2 separate regions of the Homo sapiens genome follow, and region 1 is linked to region 2. A link is a contact called in ENCODE Hi-C data. All regions are on one chromosome and are shown on one strand. Each heading gives the region's core, a stretch centred on a gene start or an enhancer-like site at or near the end of the contact. The rest is flanking DNA. Distances are from core to core; before and after follow the strand shown. Region 1 has its middle 38 kb from the start of ITPR2. Region 2 has its middle 24 kb from the start of STK38L.

Region 1 (3,428 bases), core at 471-2,970, 350 kb before region 2:
ACATAACAAGGCGTGTCTGACCGCCTGTCCCATCATGGCTGGCAACTTTGTTGGTTTGTTTGTTTGTTTGTTGAGAGGGGGTCTGGCTCTGTTGCCCAGTGGAGTGAGTGGCATGATTTCAGCTCACTACAACCTCTGTCTCCCAGGCTCAGGCTATCCTCCCACCTCAGCCTCTCGAGTAGCTAGGACCATAGGCATGTGCTAACACGCCCAACTAATTTTTGTGTTTTTTGTAGAGACGGGGTCTCACTTTGTTGCCTAGGCTGGTGTCGAACTCCTGAGCTCAAGCAATTCGCCTGCCACAGCCTCCTAAAGTGCTGGGATTATAGATGTGAGCCACTGAGCCTGGCCTGGCAACTCAGTTTTTAAGGTTTTTCTGGGGTCCCCTTGGCCAAAACAGTTCCACTCGGTGGGGGACTTATGATATTATTTTTAATTTACAACTTACATAGATTGGACTACATTCATCCCAGTAGTTCTACCTAATAGTGACACCAAAAGTCTGATCCTAGAGTCAGACTAGAATCAATTCGATGGGAATAATACGACTGGGGCACCTTCCAAAGTAGTTTCTCAGGTCTTTTGGCACCAGTATCTCTCTGAAAACTGTAAGACACTACGTAAGTGTGAAAGAAAATGCTAGAGCCAGTGTGGTGGAGTGGTTAAGAGCAGATTTATCAGCCTCAGTTCAGATCCTGGTTCTGCCACTTCCCAGCTCCTTGAATGTGGGCCCATGGCTCAGCCTCTCTGTGCCTCACTTCCTTCATGGGCTGATTATTCTCGGTGTGCCTTTAGGCCCTGTACTGAGCCCTCTGGGGACTGACACATCAAGCCTGTATCACCTGGACTGACCCCTTGACCTCAGGCTTTTGGTTGTTTCAGCCAATGGGAAACGGGAAGGAAACAGGAAAGAGAGAGCAGTCAGCGTTTCCCTCACTCCTCACCTGCCCACACACCACTGGGGCTCTGGCCACATCCCTCTAGACACAGACAGCTCCGCAGAGCTGCCCTTCCTACAGCAGCTCCTCATCAGGCTCCGGTTACACGAGGTCCTTGGCTTGCCCCTTCTGCCCAGGGCTGGGAACAGCTGCCCACTGCTGCTGGTTTCCTGGATGCCTCCCCATCCCTCATGGATTCACTTAAATCTACCTACTCATCTGTAAATAGTCCCTTCCTTAAATTCTCTTCAGAATTCCACCTGTGTGACCCCTGTCTCTTGCCTTGACAAACACACTGCCTGGAGCTGTACTGAGGATTAAATAAACTAATATGTATTATAAAGCACTCAGAACAGCACAGCACACAGATTCAATGCTATCTGCAGATGAGCTGTTGTTATCAGTAAGGTTGCCCTGCCTGCCTTTCCTATCAGTACTGGAAGACACACCTCTGAGATTGCCAAAAATAGATAAAGGCCCTATTTCTAGAGAGCCTCGGATGTCCGGAGAGCCTCTACCAGCCTCCCTACCTAAGGGTATCAGCACAGGCTTGGACAGGAAAGCTAGAGTGAAACTGGCTTCGATATAAATGGGAAAAGCCACCCCAGGCTGGGGCAAGGGAGGGGCAAAAGCAGGGCTCTCAACAAGCCCACAGCTGAAGGACTCAGTTCCTCTGGCAAGACTTGGGCTCCAGGAATTGAAAGGTGAGCAGTCTTTGGTTGATAGGATCTTTAGAGGGTATGGCAACGTGCAGAGGAGGATAAAATGTCCCAGACACACTTCCTTTACTTCACAACTTGGCCCAGGGCCAGCCTGGCTATTTCCCACGTTCTAAAGCCCAGGTGGACCTAAGTGTTTGGAACTAAAATGATCTTATCTAAAAAAGAGCCAGCTGGCAGAATTCACACACACATATTTAATTCTGATGAAAGCTGTTTCAGGCAGGAACCAAGACCATTCTTTATCAACAGGACCGAGGGCATATGCAGAGGATCAAGAGGATGTAGTGGTTGAAAGTAAAGGCTCTCTGGGTAGACTGCCAAGATTCAAAATCGGCTCCACTACTTTCTAGCTGTGCAGCTTTCGCAAGTCACTCAGACTCTCTAAGCCTCACATTTTTAGCCTGTAAAAATGGGCTGGGCGTAGTGACTCACACCTGTAATCCCAGCAGTTTGGGAGGCTGAGGTGGGAGGAATGCTTGAGCCCCGGAGTGCAAGATCAGCCTGGGCAACATGGCGAGACCCCATCTCTACAAAACTAAAAAATTAGCTGGGCATGGTGGGTTCCAGCTACTCGGGAGGCTAAGGTGGGAGAATCACTTGAGCCCAGGAGGTCAAGGTTGCAGTGAGCCATGATTGTGCCACTGCACTCCAGCCTGGGTGACAGAGCAAGACTGTGTCTCAAAAAAAAAAAAAAAAATGTTAGTAACAGACACTACCATTATAGTGATTACGAGAACTAAATAAGGAAATTTAGGTGCAGTGTTTCACACAGCACCTGACACATAGTTAAGTATTAAAAAATGGTTGCTCTCATAAAAGTCATCATTATGATGATCATTATTACTATTACCAGTTCTTAACAGTCAACTAGTAAAAATCTTGCTGGCACAATTTAATGAAAGGGGAACAAGTCTCATAAGTATATTAAATGAAATGGGATTATACTGTGAATATGTATATATATATGTGTATATATATACACATATATATATAAACAACTTATACTTTTTTTCCTTTCTTACAAAATCCAGACCTGGGAAAAATCGCACTCATTATCTAAACCGTGAGGCACCTCTGCTCCTTAGCACAGTAGCATATTGGTTACAAAGTCAAGGTCTGGAATCAGACCAATCTGAGTTCAAATCCCAGCTCTGCTACTGAAGAGCTCATTGACCCGTGAGCAACTTTATCTCATTAAGCTTCAGTTTCCTTATCTGTAAAATGAAGAAATAATAGTTCCTACCTCACAGGATAGTTATGAATATTAAGTGCGATGATGCATGAAATCTCTTCTTAGCAAGTGTTGGCTCTCATTATTAGCCTACTTCCAACAGAAGGCAGTTGTGAGAGTTTCAATGTTAAATAAAATAGAAAGCACCCCTAAGAATATGTGGGAGCTGTCATACTGAAAAATGCTGCCATGCTGGGGGGACAGTTGACTGGAAAGGAGCATAAGGAAATGTCTGGGGTAATGAAAATGTTAAATTTTTGTTTTGGATAGCAGTTACATGGCTGTGTGGAATTGTCAAAACTCACTAAATTGAACACTTAAGACCTGTGCACTTTATTGTGTGAAAATTGTACCTCAATTTTAAAAAGAAAAATAGCAGTTATGAATTCCACTCTAGATCTAAGATTTTATCTCCTCCAATGCTGTATGTGAAGCCTAGAAAACATCACTGATAATGTTCACTTAAAGAGATGCGGAGGCAGGTGCTGTGCATGCTTAAAGGCTGTCATTAAAGATAATGTTTCTACTCAAAACTCA
Region 2 (3,501 bases), core at 209-2,708:
CCTGAGTAGCTGGGACTACAGGCATGTGCCACGAAGCTTGACTAATTTTTTAATTTTTTTTTTTTTTGTAGTGCAGGGGTATCCCTATGTTGCCTGGCTGGTCTTGAACTCCTGGGCCCCAGTGATCCACCCATCTCAGCCTCCTAAAATGCTGGGATTACAGGCGTGAGCCACCATGTTCAGCCAATTTTTATTATTATACATAATTCTGTGAGGAATAACTGCATAACTCTCTCACACTTCTGATTATTTCTTAAGGGTAAATATTCATAGACGAGAATGAACATTGTATTTTGATATCACTTGTTTCTGCCTGCCTAGAGTTTCTTCTCATTTTCACATGATAGAACTGACCTCCTACCTCACTCTCTCATTGCCTTTTAGTATCTGCCTCTCCCACAACTGGTAAAATGTTTCATCACATGGCTGGGACTGATCAGAGTGCCCTGTCTCCTACCACTCCAGGCACAGTGACTGGTCCAGGAGTGAGCATATGATCTAAGTAGGGCCAATAAGAGGGAAATTTTCTAGGTCTGATAATAACTCTTGGATGAAAACATCTCTTTCCTTCTGAAATTCTTAAATGGCACCAAAAATCATTTAAGGTTGGGACTGATGAGGGCCCTCTTGATGCCAACATGGAAGAAAGCAGAGCTAAATAATGAAGTGACAAAGGGGGATTCCTACTGACATCTTTTTTCTCTTTCTTTCTTTCTTTTTTTTTTGAGACAAGGTCTCACTGTCACCCAGGCTGGAGTGCAGTGACGCGTTCATGGTTCACTGCAGCCTCAAACTCTTGGGTTCAAGCCATTCTCCTGCTTCAGCCTCCCCAGTGGCTGTGATTACAGGTGTGCACGTCCATGCCTGGCTAATTTATTTTTATTTTTGTAGAGATAGGGTTTCACTATGTTGCCCCAGCTCGTCTGGAACTCCTGGCCTCAAGCGATCCTCCTGCTTCAGGCTTCCAAAGTGCTGGGATTAGAGGTGTCAGCCACTGCGCCCAGCCTGATGCCATCATTTCAGTTCCTGGTCTCAGCCATGACCGAAGCAAGGTGCTTCCCTAGACTTGTCCAATTATTTGACCTAATAAATTTCCCTGTTTATTTAAACTAATCTGAACTGGCTTTCTGTCTTTGGCAATCAAGGCTCTTGACTAATGTAACTATTGTTAAGGTTTTGATATGTATTTCCAAATTACCTCCCAGAACTACATTGCCAAATACACATGTGGAATGTGGAATTTTAAATTGAATTAATGTTAATATTGCTGCAATGTATCAGTGTAGAATTACAGTATGAGTCAATCTATCTTTTTTTCGTATTTCCATACCCTCATGAGTAAAGCAAAACATCTCAAACAAATCATCACACTCAAGTAAGTAAAGGTGGAGACTGTGATGAATAGAGATCAAGCTAGGTTTATATTATGCCCAGACATCAGGCTGAGTACAAGCCCTTGCTGTCAGGGAGGGGGAAATAAGGTCCATGTACCCTGTAGCCAGTTACACAGTGTGTCTCTAATACCTTTACTTTCTTCCCACATGCAGAAGTGAAAGTTAAGAGAAGTCTGAAGAAGGAGTCAGTTCCAAGAAAGGAGTTAAATTATTCAAGAGTAAGTTGTCAACTTCAAGTCAGTGAGCCAAGGCAGAGTAGTTCATAAAGAAACTGTGACTAGACTAGGTGGTACTCAGTTTCTGAGACAGATTTCTGAGCCAGGCCTGTGGGCAGCTGTACGAGGAGATGGGTTGGGGAGGGGTGATTTTAAAAGGATGCTAAATAACACTGGCAAAACCAAATCAACTCCACACACCAGTGAGATGAACTGGAAAACAGTGTTCATTACTCCAGTTTTTCTATCAACTCCTTATGTAGCTGTGGAGCTAAAAACTGGCTCCAGTCTCACTGAGGTAGACACTATCCTTTTTTTATTTTTTTTAATGGAGACAGAGTCTCGTTGTGTCGCCCAGGCTGGAATGCAGTGGTGCAATCTCTGCAACCTCCACCTCCCAGGCTGAAGCAATTCTCATGCCTCAGCCTCCTGAGTAGCTGGGACTACAGACACACACCACCATGCCTGGCTAATTTTTGTATTTTTTAGTAGAGATGGAGTTTCAGCATGTTGGCCAGGCTGGTCTCAAACTCCTGACCTCAAGTGATCCACTGGCCTCAGCCTCCCAAATTGTTGGCATTACAGGCATGAGCCACCACGCCCAGCAGCACTATTCTTTTAAATAAAATTTGTACGATGCTATTGATTTGGACTGGGCCTCTACAGATCAAACCAAAATGGAGTCACTCATGCTAAAGTTTCATGTCACCAAACAGAAACTAAGTCATCTACCTTTCAAGAAACTAAGGGGGAGAGAGAGAAAGAGGGAAAGACAGCATAGCCAAATCCCCTAACAGGCCAGTTTTAGCTGGCATGATAAAGGAGTACCCCCTGCTTTAATCCGATAAGGAAAGTAACTTTGAAATGACCGATTCACTTTTTGTTCCTTATTTCTGCTTTTTTTTAACCCCTTTTCTGCCTATAAAGCCCACCTCTTCTGCTTAGCTCATCAGATCACCTTTTCTAAATTTTTTATTTTATTGATTGATTGATTTTGGGTAGAGATGGGGGTCTCTCTCTGTTACACAGGCTGTTCTCAAACTTCTGGGATCAAGTGATCCTCCTGCCTTGGCCTCCCAAAGTGTTGGGATTACAGGCATGAGCCATGGTGCCCAGCCACCTTTTCTAAATTTTTATGGGAGATAGTACCCTGATCCATTCATCACAAATAAAAGCCAATTAGATCACTTAACTACATTTGTTGTAATTTTGTCTTTTGACAGTTCTCAAAAGGAAATGAAAACAACACTTTATTAGCAGCAGCGCATCTAAAATGGATATTTTTGAGATGCACCTGTGCACTCTTGGTCAGTTGAAACTTCTGAGTCAACAGTAGGTGGCCTAGTGCTGTTTCCCGAGAATGAGTGGTTTAACTCACCCTTTCATATACCTCTCAAAATGATTTCTTGTTCTTAAAATTACGAATAAACAAAACTGAAGTGAGAAGATGAGCTTCAGAAAAATGGGAACTGATCATTAAACTTTTTTTAGAACATTTCCTGTTCTTCAGCTAGTAGAAGTGGATTATTTTAAAAATCTGTTTCTACTTAGACTTTTTATTGATTAAAAAATAATACATTTCTCCATATCCTGACCAAATCAATGTTGAATACACATTGGTAGGATATTGCTTGTAGGGGCTGCTTGACTTGGCCCAGGCTTGCTGGGTGGTTGGACGTGAAGGGTAGGATAAAGCCGCAAAGATCTCCCCACCCCCCAGCCCCAGATTGCTTAACTGAAGAGACTTTGGAGACCAGCTGGGTAGCCAGGATTGCAGAAGAACAAACTTGAGGACCAGCCAGTTCTGCATTAGAAATTTTGGAGGCATTGTCCAGAGCCCTGAGAATGAGAGAAGATCTCCAACCATCCACGGCTGTTTGGGCAAAGAAAGC

Evidence for each region. Hi-C counts contacts between places; a loop is a spot of excess contacts on that map. Pooled maps may share reads with other maps.
Region 1: a loop to region 2 is called in a map with no recorded cell type, with 2.3 times the contacts of the local background. The contact joins two enhancer-like sites. A Hi-C loop is called at or near these places in 1 of 168 maps with a recorded cell type or tissue (posterior vena cava), 5 of 37 single-sample maps with no recorded cell type and 4 of 50 pooled maps.

Annotation. Positions count from the first base shown.
Region 1 is chr12:26,869,236-26,872,663 of GRCh38, forward strand. No RefSeq gene overlaps it. Among named protein-coding and RNA genes, the nearest start is that of ITPR2, 38 kb to the left of the region's middle. Within about 2 kb of position 1,721, at least 13 of the 41 ENCODE cell types and tissues checked have a DNase peak (open chromatin) inside an H3K27ac peak, as active enhancers do.
Region 2 is chr12:27,218,858-27,222,358 of GRCh38, forward strand. No RefSeq gene overlaps it. Among named protein-coding and RNA genes, the nearest start is that of STK38L, 24 kb to the right of the region's middle. RefSeq lists enhancers at 1,345-1,394, 1,535-1,704, 1,725-1,794, 3,454-3,501. Within about 2 kb of position 1,459, at least 2 of the 41 ENCODE cell types and tissues checked have a DNase peak (open chromatin) inside an H3K27ac peak, as active enhancers do.